Linked DNA regions of Homo sapiens: region 2 is linked to region 1. The links are chromatin loops, found by intact Hi-C in ENCODE. Cell type or tissue: transverse colon. All regions are shown on one strand. Each heading gives the region's core, and the rest is flanking DNA. Links, peaks and the distances in the headings are about the cores only. Region 1 overlaps RNLS (renalase, FAD dependent amine oxidase). Region 2 overlaps LOC101929727 (a long non-coding RNA gene).

Region 1 (11,294 bases), core at 1,992-9,991:
AGGGAGTTTGAACTTTTAATATAAAGTTGTGAGAGCAAACCTAGGAGCAGAGATGCTGTATACCTAAGAAGGTACATTCTTCATATGGCTACAGAAGTAGAAAATTAGAAATGGGTGAGAAATGTGTCTCAGAAGTGGAAAAAGAATACCTAAGTTAATTTTTTCCTTATATCCAATTTTCTAGCCAATATTAAAATGCATTTGTTCCCCAGTGCTTTGTTAAGTTTCTGTTATAATACTTAATATGGTTTAGGATTTTTTTCAGAGATAACTATTCTGGTTCATCATTATTATTAAATAGTACCAGCCTATTTTAATTACTGTAGCTTTATAATGTATTTAAATATATGACAAAGCAAGTCTCTACTCATTGAATTTCTTTACAAAAAATTTTAAATATTATTATTGTATTTTACCTTTAGCGTCATTTTGTCAAATTGTAAAGGATGTTGCATAATTAATTAAAAATCATTTTTCTTACTAGTTATCACTGATATATAAGGAAATCAATTTTATGTAAAAATATTTCAACTTGATCAAGTTTATTGGATTCACTACTGTTTTCAACCATGTTTTCCTTCTTTCTAATAATTATACATCTTTTTTCCATTTTTTATCTTATTGTACCAACCAGAGCAATGTTAAATACTATTGGTGTTACTAAGAATTTTAGTTTCTGATTTTATTTAAAAAGCCTATATTATTTAATTATAAGATATGCTATAAACCATCAGCTTAAGAGAGATATTCTATCTCATTTTGAGGAAGTTACTTAACAAAATGTCTTACTGAGATGCCAAACCACAAACCCACCCTTAAGCAGATTTGGTGCCAGAATTCATTCTGCCAGCATATTGTATAAATCTAGTTAAAGTGGTCATGGGCAATATTGCCCTAAGGCCTCTGGCAGAAACCAAAGCACGTTTCCAAAGGAACATTATTTAAATGCAGGCACAAAGAATCTTTCAGATAAAGTTCCTAGGAGCATGAGCTCACAATAGAAATATATATGTATTATAAATAAACATATATAAAGAAATATATATAGAGAGAGATAATATAAAATTGTGTGTGTGTGTATATATATAGTGTGTGTATATATATTTATATTTATATATATATATATATATATCTCAAAACAGACAGAAAACCATGCAATTATGAGCAATAGTCGTCCAACAAGAACAACAACAAAAAAAGCCAGAGCCAACCTTATAAAGCCTGAAAATTTTGGAATAACCAGACACACAATATAGAATAACTATGTTGAATATGTTGGAAGAAATAAGAGTACTGACAGTATGACTAGGGAGAAAGAGACTATCAAAATTGATCATGCAGATTTGAAAAAGAGCCAAATAGAACGTTTACAAATGAAAAATAAAATAATTTAAATTTGAAACTCAAAGGACAAATTGAACATCAAAAAAACCACAGATGTAAGGAGAATGGTGAACTAAAAGATAAATCACAAAAAATTACACAGAATTTAGCATGGAGAGATAGAGATAGAAAATACTGAAAATAGATCAAAATATGTGAAGATAGAATGAGAATATCTAGTATATCCCTAATTAGAATTTCATGAAAAGAGGTTAGAGAGAATGGGAATAAGGAAATATTGGGAGAACTAATAGCTGAACAATTTCCAAAATTAATTACAAAATTAAGTCTTCAGATTCAGAAATCCCAATGAAGTCAACAAAGGTAAACCAAAAAAAACCTCAAATCTTAAAATAACTGAATAAAACTGCACAACATCAAAGACAAAGAAAAAACCATAAAAGCAGCTAGATATAAAAGAAAAATTAACTGCAAAGGACCTACAGCCAAATTAAGAAAGACCTCTCAGGCTGGACATGGTGGCTCACACTTACATCCCAGCACTTTGGGAAGCTAAGGCAGGAGGATCGTTTGAGGCCAGGAGTTCAAGACCACCTGGGCAACATAGCAAGACCCTGTCTCTATAAAAAATAAAAAACTAGCTGGGTGTGGTGGTCTTAGCTACCTGGGAAGCTGAGGCAGGAGGATTGCTTGAGTCTGAGAGTTCAAGGCTGTAGTGAGCTATGATTGCACCACTGTACTTCAAACCTGGGTGAGAGAGCAAAAAAAAAAAAAGAAAAACAAAAAACACTTGACTTCCTAACAGTCTCAAAAGAAGCTAAACTACATTGGTATCATATCTTTAAAGTCTTGAGAAAAATATTTTCAATTTATTATTATATACCAAGAAAAATTATATTTCACAAATGCAGATAAAATAAAGACATTTTAAGGAAAGCAAAATCTGAGAGAGTTCTATCTCCATTAGAAGTTCATTTTAAGAACTTCACAGAATACTTTTGGAAGAGGAAAATGAGCCTAGAGGGAGAATCTGAGATCCAAGAAAGACGCTTTTCATGAATAAAAACAAACATTAACTGTATAAGATAGAACCAAAGAAATAAAATAATCCTGAACAATAAAAGCATATAAACTTAGAGTTAGTAATCTAAGGCTCTAGTATTATTTAGGAGAAGGATAAAGGTATTTGTTCACTTTCAATTTTAATTTAATATGTATGCTTAAATATATCAGTATTCGCTAAAAATATAACTATATAATTTCCAAGATAGTAGAAGGGGAAAATGGAATAAAATGTAAACATGGTTTAATCAAAAAGAAGACTTTTTTGAATTTAAAAAAGAAACGTGCAAACATGCATGCTGAATAAGTGGGACAAATACAAAGAAAAAATACCCCTTAAAAAGCACATCTAGTTGTAAAGAGGTTCACAATGTATTGTTAAAATATTCAAACATCAGGAAACTATTAACCTAACTTAGATATAAAGCAAAAATTGTCAAGACTGAAAGCAGAAATTGGCAAATTTACCATCATCAGGAGAGATACTTCTTTCAATAACTGAAGTGGACAAAAAAAATCATAATGCAATTCATGAGAACTATACAATCAATGAGATTGTTCTAATTAACTTTTGTAAAATGTTAATTCAGGCCAGGCACGGTGGCTTCTGCCTATAATCCCAGCACTTTGGGAGGCTGAACTGGGCAGATCACATGAGGCCAGGAATTTGAGACCAGCCTGGCCAACATGGCGAAACCCTGTCTCTACTAAAAATACAAAAATTAGCTGGGTATGGTGGTGCACGCCTGTAGTCTCAGCCACTCAGGATGCGAGGCACAAGAATCACTTGAACCTGGGAGGCAGAGGTTGCAGTGAGCCAAGATTGTGCCACTGCACTCTAGCCTGGGTGACAGAGCAAGACTCTATCTCAAATTAAAAATAAATAAATAAATTGGCTGGGCGCAGTGGCTCACGCCTATAATCCTAGCACTTTGGGAGGCCGAGGCGGGCAGATTGCCTGAGCTCAGGAGTTTGAGACCAGCCTGGGCAACATGGTGAAACTCCGTCTCTACTAAAATACAAAAATACATACATACGTACATACATACATACATACAAAATGTCAATTCAATACCTAGAAAATTCTATTCAAGTACACATAAAACACTTATAAGAACTGACTATATATGAGGCCAATCAACAAATCTTAAAGTAGCATTGCCTTAGTCTATTTTCACTCTGCTATAATGAACTTCCCTGAGACTAGATAATTTATAAAGAACAGAGGTTTAATTGACTCACAGTTCTGCATGGCTGGGGAGGCCTCAGGAAACTTATAATCATGGCAGAAGGCAAAGGGGAAGCAACCTTAGACCTTTCTCATGTGGCAGCAGGAGAGAGAAGAGTGAGGAGTGAAGGGGGAAGAGCCCCTTATAAAACCATCAGATCTCATGAGAACTCACTCACTTTCACAAAAACAGTGTAGGGGAAACCACCCCCATGATCCAATCACCTCACATCAGTCTCTCCTAGACACATGGGTATTATAGGGATTACAATTCAAGATGAGATTTGGGTGGAGACACAGCCAAATTATATCATTCCATCCCTGGCCCCTCCCAAATCTCATGTCCTCACATTTCAAAACACAATCATGCCTTTCCAACAGTCTGCCAAAGTCCTAACTAACTCATTCCAGCATAAACCCAAATGTCCAAGTCCAAAGTTTCATCTGAGAAAAGGCAAGTCCCTTCCACCTACGAGCCTGTAAAATTAAAAGCAGGTTAGTTACTTCCTAGATACAATGGGGGTATAGGCATTGGATAAATGCTCCCATTCCAAATGGGAGAAATTGGCCAAAATAAAGGGGTTACAGTCCCCATGCAAGTCTAAAACCCAGCAGGGCAGCTATTCAATCTTAAAGCTCTGAAATGATCTCCTTTGACTCCATGTCTCACATCCAGGTCACACTGATGCAAGAGGTGGACTCACACAGTCTTGGGCAGCTCTACCCTTGTGGTTTTGCAAGATACAGCCCTCCTCCCAGCTGCTTTCACAGGCTGGCATTGAGTGTCTGCAGCTTTTCCAGCTGCATGGTGCAAGCTGCCATTGGATCTACCATTCTGGGATCTAGAAGATGGTGGCCCTCTTCTCACAGCTCCAGCTAGCTTGAGTTTCTCCCCAGAAAATGGGTTGTTTTCTATCGCATCATCAGGCTGCAAATTTTCCACTTTTATGCTCTGTATCCCTTTTAAACATAAGTTCCAATTTCAAATCATCTATTTGTGAATGCATAAAACTGAATGCTTTTAAGAGCACACAGACCACATCTTGAACACTTTGCTGCTTACAAATTTCTTCCACCAGATGCCTTAAGTCATCTCTCTCAAGTTCAAAGTTCCACACATCTCTAGGGCAGGGACAAAATGCCACTAGTCTCTTTGCTAAAGCATGGCAAGAGTGACCTTCGCTCTAGTTCCCAATAAGTTCCTCATCTCCATCTGAGATCACCTCATCCTGGACTTTATTGTCTGTATCACTATCAGAATTTTGGTCAAAACCATTCAACAAGTCTCTAGGAAGTTCCAAACTTCCCCACATCTTCCTGTCTTCTTCTGAGCCCTCTAAACTGTTCCAACCTCTGCCTGTTACCCAACTGCAAATTCTCTTCCACATTTTCAGGTATTTTTGTATCAATACCCCACTCTCTGAGGTACCAATTTACTGTATTAGTCTGTTTTCACACAGCTATGAAGACATACCCAAGACTGGGTAACTTATAAAGAAAAGAGGTTTAATTGACTTACAGTTTTGCATGGCTGGGGAGGCCTCAAGGAATTTACAATCATGGCGGAAGGCAAAGAGGAAGCAAGCTTGGGCCTTCTCACATGGCGGCAGGACAGAGAAAAGAGTGAGGAGCGAAGTGGGGAGAACCTCTTACAAAACCATCAGATCTCATGAGAAGTCACTCACTATTACAAGAACAGCATGAAGGGAAACCAACCCTATGATCCAATCACCTCACACCAGTTCTCTCCCTAGACACATGAGGATTATAGGGATTACAATTCAAGATGAGATTTGGGTGAGGACACAGCCAAACCATGTCAATCATAGAGAGACCAACACAATTGAGATAGAATTTATTTTTAAAAATGCGTGTTATGATAAGCAGCATGTAGTTGGATGTGACCCATTATGACAATCTTTTTCTTTAAATAAGTACATTTAACCTATTAATGGTTACAACTGTCATGACCATGAATCTGAGGCAGCTACAGTGCTTACTTCAAAACAAATGTTAATTTCTGTTTGGAGAGTCGGCAACTTCTGTAGCTTTTGATTGTAAGTATTTAATGCTTGAGCCTTCTAAATCTTAGTGCTCTATTAGCAGCTGATGATTATAATGCTGCTGCTACTGCTGGGGTTGCTGCTGTTTTTATCAACATTCGGTGTCCTGACCTTCACTCAAAATTGTAGACTAAAAACTGCTGTGGCTATTTCACACTCATTAGGATGGCTATTATTAAAAACAAAAACAGAACAAACAGCAAATAAGTATTGGTGAGGATGTGGAGAAATTGGAACCCTTGTGCATTTCTGGTGGGAATGCAAATGGTACAGCCTATGGAAAATGATGTGGTTATCAAAAAATTAAAGATAGATTTCCCATATGATCCAGCAATTCCACTTCTGAGTATCTACCCAAAAGAAGTGAAAGCAGGGACTTGAACTGAATTTGTACAGCAATGTTCATAGCAGCATCATTTACAATAGCTAAAAGGTAGAAGCAACTCAAGCGTCCATTGAAGGGTGAATGGATAAGCAAATTGTGACATATACATATGGTGGAATATCATTTGGCCTTAAGAAGGAAGGAAACCCTGACCTACTACAAAATATATGAACTTTGAGGACATCATGCTAAGTGAAATAAACCAGTTACAAAAGGACAAATACTGTATGACTCCATTTATACGAGGTGCCTAGAGTAGTCAAATTAATACAGACAGAAATAGAATGGTAGTTGCCAGGGCTGGGGAAGGGAGAATAGTTACTTATTGTTTAAGGGATATGGAGTTTCAGTTTAGGAAGATGAAAAAGTTTAGGAGATGGATAGTGGTCATTGTTGGCTTTTAAAAAATAAATTCAGGTGGCACCTGTGCAGATTTGTTACATGCGTATATTGTGTAATGCTGGCGTTTGGGCTTCTAGTAAACCCATTACCCAAATATTGAACATAGTACCCAATAGGGAATTTTTCAACTCTCTCCCCACTCCCATCCTTACCCTTTCTGGAGTGCCCAGTGTCTAGAATGCATATCCCATTCTTTCCATCTTTATATCATGTGTACCCATTGATTAGCTCTTACTTATAAGTGAAAATATGGGGTATTTGATCTTCTGTTTTAGTTTTTTTTTTTTTTTTGCAAAGGACACAATTTCGTTTTTTATGGCTGCATAGTATTCTGTGGTGTATGTATACCACATTTTCTTTATCCAGTTCACAATTGATGGACACTTAGCTTGATTCCCTGACTTTGCTATTATGAATAGTGCTGCAGTGAACGTACGTGTGCAGGTGTCTTCTTGATAAAATGATTTTTTTTTCCTTTGGGTAGATACCCAGTAGTGGGATTGCTGAGTAGAATGGTAGTTCTATTTTTAGTTCCTTGTGAAATCTCCATACCGTTTTCCGTAGGGGTTAAACTAATTTACGTTCCCACCAACAGTGTATAAGCGTTCCTTTTCTCTGCAGCCTTGCCAGCATCTATTGTTTTTTGACTTTTTAATAATAGCCATGCTGACTGGTGTGAGATGGTAACTCATTGCGATTTTGATTTGCATTTCTCTGATGATTAGTGATGTTGAACATTTATCCATATGTTTGTTGGTTGCTTGTATGTCTTCTTTTGAGAAGTATCTGTTCATGACCTTGCCCCACTTTTTAATGGGGTTGTTTTGTTTTGTTTTTCTTGTTGATTTGTATAAGCTCCTTATAGATTCTGGATATTAGACCTTTGTCAGATGCACAGTTTGTGGATATTGTCTCCCATTCTGTAAATTGTCTATTTACTCTGTTAATTAGTTTAATTAAATCCCATTTGTCTGTTTTTGTTTTTGTTACATTTGCTCTTGAGGTCTTAGTCATATATTCTTTGAATATGCCAACGTCCAAAGTAGTTTTTCCTAGGTTTTCTTCTAGTATTTTTATAGTTGCAGGTCTTACATTTAAGTATTTAATCTATCTTGACTTAATTTTTGTCTGTGGTGAAAGGTGGTGTTCCAGTTTCATTCTACTGCGTATCCCTAGCCAGTTTTCCCCCACATAATTTACTGAATAGGGTGTACTTTCTTCATTGTTTGTTTTTATTGACTTTGTCAATATCAGTTAGTTGTAGGTATATGGATTTATTTCTGTGTTCCGTATTCTGTTCCATTGATCTTTGTCTGTTTTTGTACCAATACCATGCTGTTTTGGATACTGTAGCCTTGTAGTATACTTTGAGTTTGGGTAATGTGATGCCTCCAGCCTTGTTCTCTTTGCTTAGGATTGCTTTGGCTAATTAGAATTGTTTTTTTCTAATTCTGTGAAAAATGATGTAGGTAATTTGGTAGGAACTTCACTGAATCTGTAGATTGCTTTGGGCAGTATAATCATTTTAACAATCTTGATTCTTCCTCTGTATGAGCATGGGATGTTTTCCAATTTGTTTGTGTCATCTATGTGTTCTTTCATCAGTATTCTGTTGTTCTCCTTGTATAGATCTTTTACCTTATTAGTTAAATGCATTTTTAGATATAGTATTTTTTGTGGCAAATGTAAGTGGGATTGAGTGTTTGATTTGGTTCTCAGCTTGAGTGTTGCTGGTGTATAGGAATGCAACTGATTTTTTTGTGCATTATTTTTGTATCCTGAAACTGTACTGAAGTCATTTATCAGGTCTAGGAGTCCTTTGGAGCAGTCATTAGGCTTTCTAGGTATAGGATCATGTCATCAGCTAGCAGAGATAATTCTACTTCTTCTTTTCCTATTTGTATTACTTTTATATCTTCTTCACACCTAATTGCTCTGACTAGGACTTCCAGTAATATGTTGAATAGGAGAAATGAGAGTAGACATCCTTGTCTTGCTCCCATTCCTAGGGAGTGTATTAGTCCATTTTTACACTGCTATAAAGAACTGCCAGAGATAATTTATAAAGTAAAGAAGTTTAATTGACTAACAGTTCTGCATGGCTGGGAAGGCCCCAGGAAACTTATAATCATGGCAGAAGGGGAAGCAGGCACTTCTTACATGGCAGCACATGAGAGAGCACCTGTGAAGGAGGAACCGTCAAACACTTTAAATACCATCAGATCTTGTGAGAACTCACTGTCATGAGAACAGCATGGGGAAAACTGCCCCCATGACCTAATCACCCCCAACCCCCGACACATGGGGATTACAATTTGAGATTAGATTTGGTTGGGGACACAGAGCCCAAACCATATCGGGGAAATGCTTTCAATTTTTCACCATTCAGTATGATGTTGGCTGTGGGTTTGCCATGTATGGCTCTTATTATTTTTAGTTAAGTTCCTTTGATGCCTAGTTCGTTGGAGGGTTTTTATTGTGAAAGGATGTTGGATTTTATTGAATGCATTTTTTGCATTTATTGAGATAATAATATGGTTTTTGTTTATGTGGTGAATCACCTTGATTTGTGTATGCTGAACCATCCTGGCATACCAGAAATAAAACCCACTTGATCACGATGAAATATCTTTTTGATGTGCAGCTAGATTCAATTTGCTAGCATTTCATTAAGAATGTTTGTGTCTGTGTACATCAGGGATATTGGCCTATAGTTTTCTTCCTTGATTGTGTCCTTGCCAGATTTTGGATGATACTGGTTTCATAGAATGAGTTGGGGAAGAATGCCTCCGCCTCAGTGTTTTGGAATCGTTTCATTGAGATTGGTACCAGCTTCTTTGTAAGTCTGGTAGAATTTGGCCATGAGTCTGTCTAGTCCTGAATTTTTGTTTTTCTTTTTTGGTTTGTAGATTTTTTGTTACTAATTCAATTTTCTAGCTCATTATTGGTCTGTTCAGCATTTTAATTTCATCTTGATTCAATCTTGTGAAGTTGTGTGTTTCCAGGAATTTATCCATCTCCTCTAGGTTTTCTAGGTGGTGTGCATAGAGATATTCATAATAGCTTCTGAGAATCTTTTGTATTTATGCAGTATCAGTTGTAATGTCACCCTTGTCATTTTTTGATTATGCTTATTTGAATATTCTTTTTCTTGGTTAATGTAGCTACTGGTCTATCAATGTTGTTCATCCTTTCAGAGAACCAACTTTTCATTTCGTTGATCTTTAGTATATTTTGTTGGTCACAATTTTATGTCATTCTGCTCTGATCTTTGTTAATTCTTTTGTTCTTCTATCTTTGGGTTTGGTTTGTTCTCATTTTTCTAGTTCTTTTAGATGTGACATTGGGTTGTTAATCTGAGATCTTTCTATCTTTTTGATGTAAACATTTAGCAGAATAAACTTTCCTCTTAGCCCTGCTTTTGCTGTATCCCAGGGATTTGGATATTTTGTTTCTATTTTCACTTGTTTCAAAACATATTTTGATTTGTGCTTTAATTCTTTTGTTTACCCAAAAGTCATTCAGCAGCAAGTTGTTTGTTTGGTTTCCATGTTCTTATGTGGTTTTTGATAGTTCCTCTTGGTATGATTCCTGATTTTATTCCACTGTGGTCTGAGAAGATGCTTGATATGATTTTGATGTTTTTAAATGTATTAAGATTTGCTATATGGCCAATCATATAGTCAATTTTAGAGACTGTTCTGTGCACAGATGAGAAAAACATACATTCTGTGGTTGTTGGATGCAGTGTTCTGTGGTGTTTACTGGGTCCATTTGGTCAAGAGTCCAATTTAAGTCCAGATTTTCTTTGTTGTTTTCTGCCTCAGTGTTCTATCTAGTGCCGTCAGCATGGTGTTGAAACCCCCTACTATTATTGTAAGGCTGTCTATCTCTTCTCTTTAGGTCTAGTAGTATTTGTTTTCTAAATCTTGGTGCTCCGATGTTGAGTAAACATACATTTAAAATAGTAGAATTTTCTGATTGAATTGAACCCTTTATCATTATATAATACCCTTCTTTGTCTTTTTTTTTTAATGTGTTTGTTTTAAAGTCTCTTCTATCTCACACAGGAATAGCAACCCTTACTCTTTTTTGTTTTCCATTTGTGTGATAGATCTTTCTCCATTCTGTTGTTTTGAGACTGTGGCTGTCATAATGTGTGACATTGGTCTCTTGAAAACAGTAGATGGTTGGGTCTTGTTTTTTTTAATCTAGTTTGCCAATCTGTGTTTCTCAGGTGGGGCTTTTATGCTGTTATGTTCAAGGTTAATATTGATATGTGAGGTTTTGTTCCTGCCATAGTGTTGTTAGCTAGTTACTTTGTATTCTCAATTGTGTAATTGCTTTATAGGATCCGTGTACTTTGGCCTTATGTGTACTTTTATGGTAGCAAGCATTGTTCTTTTGTTTTCATGTTTAGAACTTCTTTGAGCTTTTCTTGTAGGACTGGTCTGGTAAAGAAGAGTTCCCTTAGCATTTGCTCATCTGGGAAAACTTTATTTGTCCTTCATTTATGAGGTGTAGTTTGGCAGGGTATAAAATTCTTGGCTGACTTTTTTTTTTTTTCCTTTAGAGAGTTAAAAATATACCCCCAATCTCTTCTTGCTTGTAAGGCTTCTACAGAGAAGTCCACTGTTAGTCTAATGGTATTTCCTTTATGGGTAATTTATCCCTTTTTTTCAGGTGCCTCCCTTTGAGAATTTTTTTTTCATGTTGACCTTGGATAGTCTGATAATTATAGGCCTTGGTGACTATCATCTTCTGTAGTATCTTGCGAGAGTTTTCTAAATTTCTTATATCTGGATGTTGA
Region 2 (11,294 bases), core at 1,513-9,512, 90 kb after region 1:
ATAATGAAAAACATTCAGTAAAATTTTACACCTAGTCATGATTTTTTGAAAAAAAAAATCTTTGCCAACTGGTTTAAATCATAGCTCCATGATATATTAGTTATTAAATTTTAATTTGGATAAAGATAAGCTTTGTATGAAAATGGAGAAGAATAAATTAGAAGAGGAAAGAGAGTAGAGGCTAAGGGAATGATTAGGAGGAGGTCATGGTGGCAAATCTAGATAGGAGATTCAAGATGTCAAAGGCTGGAGAAAAGCTCTGATGCCAGAGACAGAGGAGAGGGCGGATTTCAGTAATAATTAAGAGGGAAGATTGATAGAAGCTGGTGATTGATTGGATGTGGGAGGAAGGTTGTAATGAAGAGAAAAGAGTCTATTATGACTCTCAGCTTTCTAGACGAGGTGGCTGGGTGGATGGTAATTCAATTAACCAAAATAGAAAATACAGTTTGAAGATTGGTCTGAAATTAGCAAGTATTTCTTGTATGAGAAGGAAATGACTATTTAAGAGAATTTAGTGCCAGTAGCCTAAATTTTTTTTTTTTTAAAAAAAGGACTTTTTGCCATCACCTGATTTCAATTAATATCAAGAGGAAAAATAAAAAAAGTATTATGGGCTTTTAAAGCCCAAGCTAGTACTGCGCCAGGCAGAGTCACTACTTGATATAGATTTGTTGCACTAGCCCAAAGCTGCCAGCAGTTTACTCAGTATACGGATAGATAAGGAGATGAGGGTTTTGGATAGCCAGAATCACAGAAGGTAAGAAAAAACATGGTTACCTTGTAAGTATATAGAAAATGTAGAGTTAAGTATTGCCTAATAATGGCAATGTTATTGATAAAAGTATTTTAACTTTGAAAACAGAGCGAAGAAGGAAAGATGTCTCCATTTCCTTACATCTTGCTCTATTATATCTTTCATTATGTTTTTATAAATAGTTATTACATTTTTGGGTTATCATTAAGATTTCTTCACAAAAGGTTAAATTTTGTAGAAAATAACAAAATATAATATTTTGGTCCTCAATAATTCCTCTGTGCCCAAGGCACTGGACCCACCAGCTAGCAGCTACCAGAATTGCCCTTTTCTTCTTCCTCTTGTTGGAGAAGGGAAAACTTTCTCCAGTTTGCCCTCAACTTGATGATAACCATGTAAGTCCCAGCCATTATGCTGTAACTTGAATGTGTATCAAAATCTGTAGAAATAAACCAAACCAAATTACCATTTTATTATGTATGTGCAAGATATTGAGAAAGTTATTGGTTAAACATTTCCACCCAGCCTGGGAAAGAAAGGACACTACAGAATGTGGAAGGCCACTACCAAAGTGGTAATATCCAACTGAAAGCAGCATCGGGCAGCTGCTGAGATGTTTTGCTAATAACAAGACAGTTGAAAATGATGATAACTTCATCTGGCTTTAAGGAAATTCATTCAGGCACAAATTGGGTGCAGAATGCTGGAAAAGTCTGAGTGGCTCATCTAGAGTTTGGGTAACTATTTCATCACTGCCTGGTGCTTGCCTTTCAACCTTTGGAATGCCATATTTCAGATGGCATTAACCAGTGACCAAGCTCAAATCAGAGGGAGAATGTTCTAGAACCTGCTGCCAGGAGCAGTCTCCTGCTGATCCAATCCAAGTGGCAAGATCCACAGCAGGACAAAGGAACTTTGGAAAGGGACTTGAAAAGAGTTCAGTTACTCTGCGGTTAACCCATCAAAGGCATCTTCCTGTAACCCAGAGGACAGCAGGCCTCGACATGTGCTGGCCATTTGGAAAACAGATTCATACAGAGCAGATCAAACATTTCAGGAGAGCCCCTTGCCTTGAAAGGATGGAGCCTTATGAAAATCATTAAGCAATTCGTTGATATTTATTTGCTTACACTGTGCTTCAGCAAAGCAAGCAGGAGACAAGGATGAGAGCTATTGACCCAGTTTCAGAGGCTCTAGTTCAGAAAAGAAGGATTTCCTTACATGTTTGATTTCAAAGAGTCTTTTAAGAAGACATCCTACCACATGGCTGGCATAGGGAGGCTGTCTTGGCTTCCTTCAACTGTGTATTAGGTTAACAGCCACCTCAAGCTTCTTAGAAACCTAGAAATCCCAAGGCAGTTAAAGAAATTCCACAGAGCTAAGAAAACCCTCTGCAATCTCAGAGCTTTAAGCAGAAAAAATATTTCCAAATATCTTCCTTTCTTAGTCTGTGCCACTTTGTGTAACCTACTCCCAGCCTCATAAAACATGTTGGCTCCACAGCGTGCCCAATCGTCTGTCCTTCCTAATGAGCCAAACTCTTAATTCATGGTTCAGCTCCCATGAGCCTGGAAATGAACAAGGAGCAAGTCCCTATTTTCACTTTGAGAGTTACCAGGTTATTGTGCATGAGTTCCTTCTAAACCAAAGTAATTCCACTGTCTGATAAAAGGAACCGTGCTTGCTTTAAAGTTTAAGGAAGTAGCCCCTCACATCCATCAGCCTCCAGCCTCAACTCCCTGTTTACTCAGATGCAAAATTCCTGTGATCAGAGAAGGGCTCAGCAGAATGTAATCATTCTTACACTTTGGGCTTTCAAATGGTGTGTTTGTTTCATCTATGCTATGGGGAATGCCAAAAGCATAGCCTCCGAGGCTCTGGGAAGCTGGGGAGGCTGCTGGCTCAAGGAAATTGGGCTCAACTTCTCCTAGAACATTACAGAGGTTGCAAATCTGTCCTCAAATATTCAACACATATGTTCTAAAATTCATTAAGTTCCAAAATTAAAAAAACAAATTTTAAAAATCCAGCATTGGTTCTTGTACAAAGCAGATATTCAAGGAATGCTTGTTGACTGTTGAATCTGTTGGCTGATAAATATGAGAAATACAGTCTGGTTTGTACCACATGGCAGCTCAAGTTCCTAGGAAGACATTTTTCCCTAGTTTGCCTTTAGACATGTTTTAGAAAATGAGTTACCTAAAATAAACCCTGCCTGTCTTTGAAAGAGTACTTTCCTTACAAAACCTTCCCAAAACTCTCCCCTTTATGATTTTGGGGGGAACAACTGTCACTTGACTTTTAATTGTTAATTAACCTTTTGTTACCGCTTCAACTACATGGTCCTCAGAGGGCAGAATTCTGTTTTATTATTTAATTACTTTTTTTGGTAACTCCCTTGGGATCCAACATGGTTCTTGCACAAAGCAGATACTAAATAATTGTTCATTGGTTGATAGATTTGTTCATTGATAGGTAATAGAAATACAGCCTTATTTGTGCCATATAGCAGCCAAGCTTGCAGTACACAAAAAGCATCATTCTCTGCTACTTTCTTATAAGCCCATGCTTAGAAGAAATGTCTTAGAAAGTCTTTTCTGTGGTCTCAAGTTAGCTTTGGACATCAGTATTTAAGAGGGAATAATATATTTTATAAAATAAAATAAGATTGGAAGTATATAAATATTATCACCGCAAATATTACAACACTGCTATAGCATTTTCTGTTGCTTGCCAGAGACATTTGTTAATGTCTAATAGGCTCATGACATCCATTTCTGTAGTAGACAGAGGCACCTTGATTATGGCAATTCCTTTGTAGATGAATGAATCAGGCTTTTCAGACAAGATCTAACTTATGATGCTTTTGTATTGAAGGAAGGAAGGGGAAGAGGGAAGGGAGGGAGGGAGGAAGGAAAAGGATGAAAGAAAAAGAAGAAGAAAGGGAGGGAAGGAAGGAAGGGAGGGAGGGAGGGAGGGAGGGACTCAAAGTGTCTACATATAAAATTTGACCACTTGTTAACTACTGACATGTTCACGTAACAAATATGCCAGTATAGGAAATTTAAAAGAAAAAAAAACCAACCCTAGAAATATAATTTGAAGACGTTTCCTTCATAAGACTTTGTTATCATAAATGGCAACTTTATCCAACTTGATCTGACTTTATCATAAATGGCAACTTTATCCAACTTGATCTTAGCAGGGTTTTCTTACACTGGAGTGTAAGAAAAACACACTCCAGTAGTCTACCTGAATTTTAGAACTTCGAAGTAGCCCTGTACTTAGCAGTGCTTCCAATGAACAACAAAAAAAGCCTGGAAGATAGCCCTTTCTCGATGCTTGTACTTATCACTACTGGGAGAATAGCTTCCATCACAGCATTTATTGACTCCTTGCAGTAGACTCTGCAGGCATCATCTCATTTCATCATTCCATCAAAGCAGGGGCTGTCTGCTTTATCTGCACAGGCCTGGCACATGGTAAGCGTTCAATACCTATTTGTTCAATAAATGAATGATTATAACAGCTCTATGAAATAACGGCATGATGCACATTTAATGTATGAAGAAACTGAAGTGTGAATAGACTAAATGAATTGTCTGAGATCTTGGTAGAGCCCTGACTTGCACTGCCACCTCTCTGACTAGCACTTGTGTTGAGCAACCATTTACCTTGGTACCACCCTCCTCATTATATCTGGAGGGCTACTATCAAGGGTAGCCTTTCTTTTCTTGTAGGTTGAAGAACCTCTTTTCATCCCTAGAGGATTAGCTAAAAAGAAAGCTAAACCATCAAGGCTTATAAAATAGTGTTTCCCTGTGACCTTTTTTCTAAATCAGGAAATGGTTTCTTAGGCCCCATAGAGCCAGCTCAGAACTCTACCTCCTCCTCCTTTATCAAGACTTCCTTGACTTGGAAAGTGGTTTCTATGACAAGAAGTGTGCCAACAGTTTTTACAGGCTGCCAAAGCCTCCACCTCTTTCTTAAAGAAGCCAGGGCTTTTTCTTCTCCAGAACTTTGACACAATTAAGCAAAATCCAACTATTTTCAATGTTATACCATGGTTTCTTCAGAATATTTTAGAAACCTTGCCATATCTTAAGCAGTATTTAACATAGTGCAGGGGTTCAGTAGCAATCATTCCATAAATACTACACTTAAAGATCACAAAGAAATAAATGGATATTGATCAGAGTCAAGCAAAATTTTCACATAATTTCTTATTTAAGTAAATGTTAATTAAGGGAGGCTGAGGTGGGAGGATCACTTCAGCCTAGGAGCTTGAGGCTAGAGTAAGCAGCGATAGCACCACTGCACTCCAGCCTAGGCAACAGAACAAGACCCTGTCTCAAAAAAAAACAAAAAAACAAAACAACAGCAATAACAACAAAAAACCTCTCTATCTCTCTCTGTCTATATATATATATGAAAAATAAAGAGAAAAAAGTAATTGTCTATATATTTGTCCATATTAGTCATTTTTACTGAATACATACAATGACAAAAATGGCATATCAATGAAAACAATCTGAAGGGGAACAAAAAGTAGACTTTGTAATACCAATGGAAGAATTTTTGAATCTAGGTGGAGGGGTGGATGAAGTGGGGTTGTATAAATTGACTTGACCACATTCTTAATCTTGAAGTTGATATGATAATATTATCCAGAAAAATGCCATTCATTCATATTGAGTAATATATTACATGTAAATCACACAACACAATGTCTGGCACATGAGCTTGGTGTTTTGTTTCAGCTGTCCATGTGAGTCGTTGATATCACCTAGATACTCCTCAAGGAAAAACTTTGTAATAAAATCAGTCGTGCTTGTTTGCTTTGGATACTAGCATATGACCATATTTATCACTAGCAGAATTCATTTTGGATCCATGTTAGGGATTTCTTTCTTTTTTTTTTTTTTTTTTTTTTTTGAGATAGAGTCTCGCTCTATCACCCAGGCTGGAGTGCAGTGGCGCAATCTCGGCTCACTGCAAGCTCCACCTCCCGCGTTCACGCCATTCTCTTGCCTCAGCCTCCCTAGTAGCTGGGACTACAGGCACCCGCCACCACCCCGACGCCCGGCTAATTTTTTTGTATTTTTAGTAGAGACGGGGTTTCACCGTGTTAGCCAGGATGGTCTCGATCTCCTGACCTTGTGATCCACCCGCCTCGGCCTCCCAAAGTGCTGGGATTACAGGCTTGAGCCACCGCGCCCGGCCCATGTTAGGGATTTCTACATGAAACACAATAAAACACCAATTGCCAAATATATCCACCCCTCCATACCCACCCTAATGAAATCTCACTTATCTGCAAGACTCATCTTGAACACCACCTCCTCCATGAAGTCCTTCCTGGTCTCTTCTAAAAGCAGATATATTTTCTTGCTGTCTTGAGCATCTTAAAAGCTTTGACTTTTACCCCTCTGACAATACCGACTTTGTTCTGCCTGCTTTGTTACTGTCTCTTTGCCTTATCCCCTATTAGAATTTAAGACTCTTGAAACTCAGGACGGACCTTATCTTTACATTTCCTACAGGCTGAGCACAGGGTGTTGAACCTAGGAGCTCAATAAAAATGTGTTGAGTTGCAGTGAATCGTGACCCACCCTGGCTACCAGGCCCTCAGCCAGCTTTAGAGTACAGGACACAATAGGTCCTTGTATTCACTGCTGTGCGCACCCACAAACATACACTAAGCACCTGGAAACAAGGGGACACTTAGTTACTTGGCAAATACTTGCCCTCCCAGGGTGTCTTCCCTTTTGAAAAGGCTCCTTGGACAGCTGGCCTGCTGCTGGTTAGATGGGGCACTCCCTGGAATGGCCCATCACTGCAGCAAATGGCCAAATTCACCGTGCCAGGAACCAAGAGAAGAGAAGGGTCCAAGCATGAGAGTCTCAATGCCAAGAATGTGCTCCAGACTTATAAATGAGAGGGAAGCAGGGAGCATTGCGATGAGGGAAATGATGTTGAATTTGCACTAAAGCCTCCTCTCTCTCTCTTCCTCTTTTCCGTCTGGTCCCTTCCTTCTCCCTCCCTGCTCCCAATCTCCCATTGTCACTTGGTCCTGCAGAGCTTGGAATTCACGGCTAATCCTTAGGGAGGGGCCTCTGCTGCAGGGGGGTCAGGGCCATCGCCCACTTCCTCTGTGGGATGCGCTCACAAGATGCTGTGGCAGCACTGTTGGCTGCTCTTTATTAAATACAAATTGTACTGACCGGTTTCCAGGAACTTCAGTGGAAAGTTGATTCCCCCAAACCCTCAAGACATTTCCCAGATCCTGAAAGGATTATTATTATCTTTGTTATTATTTACAAAGCCCACATCATTTTTGTAACATTTTCTTTAAAAAGCAAGATGGAAAGATAGAGCATGCATAAGCATGCATCTTCCAGAATGCATCCTTAAATTCTGCTTCCTTCACAGGAATAAAATAACCTGTTGGATTCTGGTTGGGCAGCAAGACAGAGGGAACAGGCTTACTCTTGAAGTCCAAAACTGACAAAGTTTCTAGATTTAGCAAGTAAAAATACAGGACACCCATTTGAATTTGAATTTCAGATAAATAACGCATAATCTTCTAGGATAGGTATATCCCATATATTGCATGGGACGTACTTATCCCAGATGATTACGCGTTGTTTATCTGAAATTCAAATTTAACTGGTCATCTTTTATTTTGTCAGGCAAACCCAAGCCCAGGGAAAGTCAGGTCAGTAAAGAGATTTCCACCAACAAAAGCTCCTTTTAAAGCCCTAGCTGAATGGCTTTGGACGACATTTCAACTCAGGCCCTGCATTTTCCCTGGAGTGTGAGCTCAATGTCATAGAAAAACAATTGGGAGAATGAACATTCAGTGAACATTCTGCCCCTTCCTTGCCCTCAGCAGCCTGTGGCAAACTGCTCCCCCTTAACCAGCTGGGGAGGAAAAAAGCTTTCTCTTTTAAGATGGCTTCCCCCTCCCCTTTTACAGATTGGATTGTTTCTTGGATTTGCTGGAGAGCTGCTTTCGCTAATTGCTTGCAGACTGCAGTCCAGTCCGGCCTGCCAACTGTGGAGGCGGTGTGGTGGGGCTGAGTGATAAAGAGTAAGGGGTTTAGACGCAGGCAGACCTGATTTGGAACTCCAGTTCTTCCACTTCCTCCTGCGAAACATCAGGCAGGTTGCTTAACCTCTCTGGGCCTCCGTTTCTGCATCAGTAAAATGAGGATGCTCACGGGTGAGTTGAGAGTAACACAGGATTGGAACATGTACATACTTGTCACAGTGCCTGACCCATAGTAGGTACTCCTTTAATAGTAACCATTATTACTACTATTGTCTTTGGTATGTCACACATTACAAGTGCCACCTGGAATTGAGTCTACTTGAGCCTGAGACTTAGAAATGCAGGCAAGAGACTCTAGAAGGCTGTCAAGCACTTGTAGACAGGAAAGGATGGCTTGGTTGAAAGATGGCTCCACTGCTGTCACTAGGGGCCCTGCCCCATTCAGTCTTGCAGCAGGCTGGCAGACTGGCCACCTTAAAGCCAATGATCGGATGACAAAATGAACTTAAACTAGGTCACAACAAAAATGTGTTAGGAGTCAGAAGTCTACTTTAAGAAGTGGAAGTAAGAAGCTGGGCACGGTGCCATGCCTGTAGTCCTAGCTACTTGGGAGGCTAAAGTGGGAGGATCCCTTGAGCCCAAGAGTTGGAGTTCAGCCTGGGAAGCATAGCGATATCCTGTCTCTAAAAAAAGAAAAAGATGTAGAAAAGGGAGAAGGAGAGAGAGATGGAGAGAGAAAAAGAGAACTCCTTGGCTTTATTGTTGAAAATCACCTCTTTTTCTATGTGGGTGTGGGTGTAGTGGCCATGTGTCTGGATCTCATCACCATTCTTCTGGTCATTGTTCTGGTCCCCTTCCCTCAGACCTTCTTTGGAGGGTGGTTCAGATGCAGTCGTGGCCCATGTGACACAGGCCTAAGCCACCAGCTCATCAGATCCCCTGCCCCTGCCAAGAGGTGAGTGTAGCATTGGGCACCCGACTCAAGAGGAGCTAAACAAAAGCAAGGAAATCTAGTCCCAGGCCTTGCCTGGATGATTAAAAGAAGGATGAACTTTCCCCTCCTAAACTTTGAAACTGCAAGCAAGTGAAGTCTTAGAACCACCACAGACATCTCACAACCACAAACATGGAATCTTTTGAAGAACTGGAATAGAAGGAACTCAGCCATCTGAGACAGACACACACACACACACACACACACACACAGAAATCCTGTGACATCTTTTGAGTTTCTGTACCCATCCCTGAACTATTCACTGGCAGGCCCAAATACATCCAATTTTTTTTGTTGTTTAATTCTGTTTGAGACAGGCTTTCTGTTACTTGTGGATACAGATACAACATGTCTCCCTGTCTCCTAGTTCACTTCTGTCTGCCTAGTGCTTGATCTTGGAATCTGTCTCTATTTGTAGCTACTGGTACTCTTTGGGCTCATCTTAACTTGCTTATTTGCCAGTGGTCAGGGGTTTCAGCCTTACGCCCCTACCAGCCCTGACACTTCTGTCCCCAAAGGTCACCTTAGGATGACAGGAAGGGAGAAATGGCTGTTGGCTGGTTGCTGTACAAGAAAGTGCCTGGCACTGTGCTGAGAAATTTATTCCACTAAATCCTCCAGCAACCCATTTTACAGATGAGGTGACTGAGGTCCAGAAAGTGTATACGTTTCCAAGGACTGCCATAACCAAATACCACACACACACTGGTGGCATAAACAACAGAAATGTATTTGCTCACTGTTCTGGATGCTAGAATTCCAAGATGAAGATGTCAGCAGGGTGTTTCTTCTGAGGCCTCTCTCCTGGGCTTGCAGACGGCCACCTTCTCAGTGAGTCCTCACGTGGGTTTTTCCTCTGTGCGTGCACATCTGTATCCTAATCTCCTCTTTTTATAAGGAGACCAGTTATATTGAATTAGAGGCTTAACCTAATGACCTCATTTAACCTTAATTGCCTCTTTAAAGCCTTGTCTCCAAATACAGTCACATTCTGAGGTACTGAGGGCCAGGACTTTAACATATGAATTTGAAGGGGATGAAGCTCAGCCCTATAAAGAAAATGCTATATGATTAAAAAGGAGGGAGAAATTGCAGTAATTGAGGGTGGGTTGAGAGGTTAGAGGAGGTAATGAAGGAAAGGGATATGGAATCAGGAAAGGATTCAGGAAGGAGATGTTTCCACATAAGAATCAAACTGCCTGGAAGTAAATCCTGGCCTGACTACCTACTGGCTATATCATCATAGACAACATATTTAGCCTTGATTTCCTCATATTTAACTAACAATTGTATGAATTATTAATTGGTACTAATAATTGTATCAATCCCATAGACTTCTTGGGAGGAACCAATGGGATAATCCCATGAGTATTAGAACAGCACTGACACACAACATCTCAATAAATGTTGGCTATTATTATCTAAGATGTCTCAAATAATAGGTTGGAGCTATATAAGTAAAGGAAGAGATTTGTGGCTAAGACAGATAAATAAAGAGATGCTGAGACTGACCTTATTTGTGTGAGTAATGAATTTGGACTTAGTTTTATAGGCAGTAGAGTTGAGCAGGGGCTGTAACATTATTACCAGTAGATGTACGCTGTGGAAAGATTGCACTCACCAAGATGTGTGAGATGCATTGGAGGGGGAAGAAGGCACGACAGAAAGACGGGTCTCAGCAGGAGGCCGTTAGGGAAGAATGGCTGAGAAGTAATGTCAGCATGAAGCAGAGGGGGCGACTCAGGTGGATGAGGGCAACGAGAGAGAAGAAACCATGGAGATCAAATAGACAAGCTCGGCCACCAGTTGGATATCACGGGTCAGGAGAAAGAAAAAGACAAAGTTTCAGAACTACAAAAAAAATTGGTTGTTACCTGCAGCAGGTCTGTTACTTTGTTTTTTGTTTTTGTTTGTTTGTTTGCTTGTTTTTGTCTATCCCACATTCCCTACCAGCCCTCCCTTCCTCATTTCTAACAGAAATCCAGTTTTGTTCAAATATTCAGCCTCTTCTAAGTGGCCACTGCTTCAGAGAAGATTGACTCATCTTCAACCTGAGGAATGAGTCTTGATTTGTCCCAGACAACTCCATTTCTCCAAGTCATGCAGGTGGCTCCATTTGTCCACATCATCCAGGTGGCTCCATTTGTCCATGCTTTCCAGGGATTGTATTAGGCATAAGCAGCTGCAGAAATTCTTAGCAAAAGAAGCAAAGGAATGGAAACCACCCCAATGCCCATCCACCAAGAAATGGATAAGCAGAATGTGGCATATCCACACAATGGAATATTATTCAGCAATAAAAAAGAATAAGGTACTGATTCACAGTACAACAATGATAAGCTCAAAAGAGTATGCTAAATGAAAGAAGCGAGACACAAAAGGCCACATATTATATGAGTCTGTTTAAACAAACTGTTCAGAATAGATAAATCCATGTGGACAGAAAGTGTATTAATGGTTGCCAGAGACTGGGGAGAGAGGGGAGCAAG

Evidence for each region. Hi-C counts contacts between places; a loop is a spot of excess contacts. Peaks named below come from ENCODE experiments on the same cell type or tissue, not always from the same donor. Only the 100,000 strongest peaks of a DNase experiment are listed, where the experiment ranks them.
Region 2: it touches region 1 in a loop (2.8-fold over the local background); 2 of 110 quality-filtered maps call a loop at or near these places.

What each region holds. Positions count from the first base shown.
Region 1 is chr10:88,319,909-88,331,202 of GRCh38, reverse strand. The region is part of intron 5 of RNLS (renalase, FAD dependent amine oxidase); the gene reads left to right. All of the region lies in intron 1 of LOC101929727 (a long non-coding RNA gene), which reads right to left. Among named protein-coding and RNA genes, the nearest start is that of RNLS, 260 kb to the left of the region's middle. In transverse colon, for the core only: no CTCF peak of the experiment used is centred there; no DNase peak of the experiment used is centred there.
Region 2 is chr10:88,229,666-88,240,959 of GRCh38, reverse strand. All of the region lies in intron 1 of LOC101929727 (a long non-coding RNA gene), which reads right to left. It also overlaps a transcript of RNLS not described here. Among named protein-coding and RNA genes, the nearest start is that of RNLS, 350 kb to the left of the region's middle. In transverse colon, for the core only: no CTCF peak of the experiment used is centred there; DNase peaks (open chromatin) are centred at 4,679, 6,409 and 8,389; H3K27ac peaks cover 4,493 bases.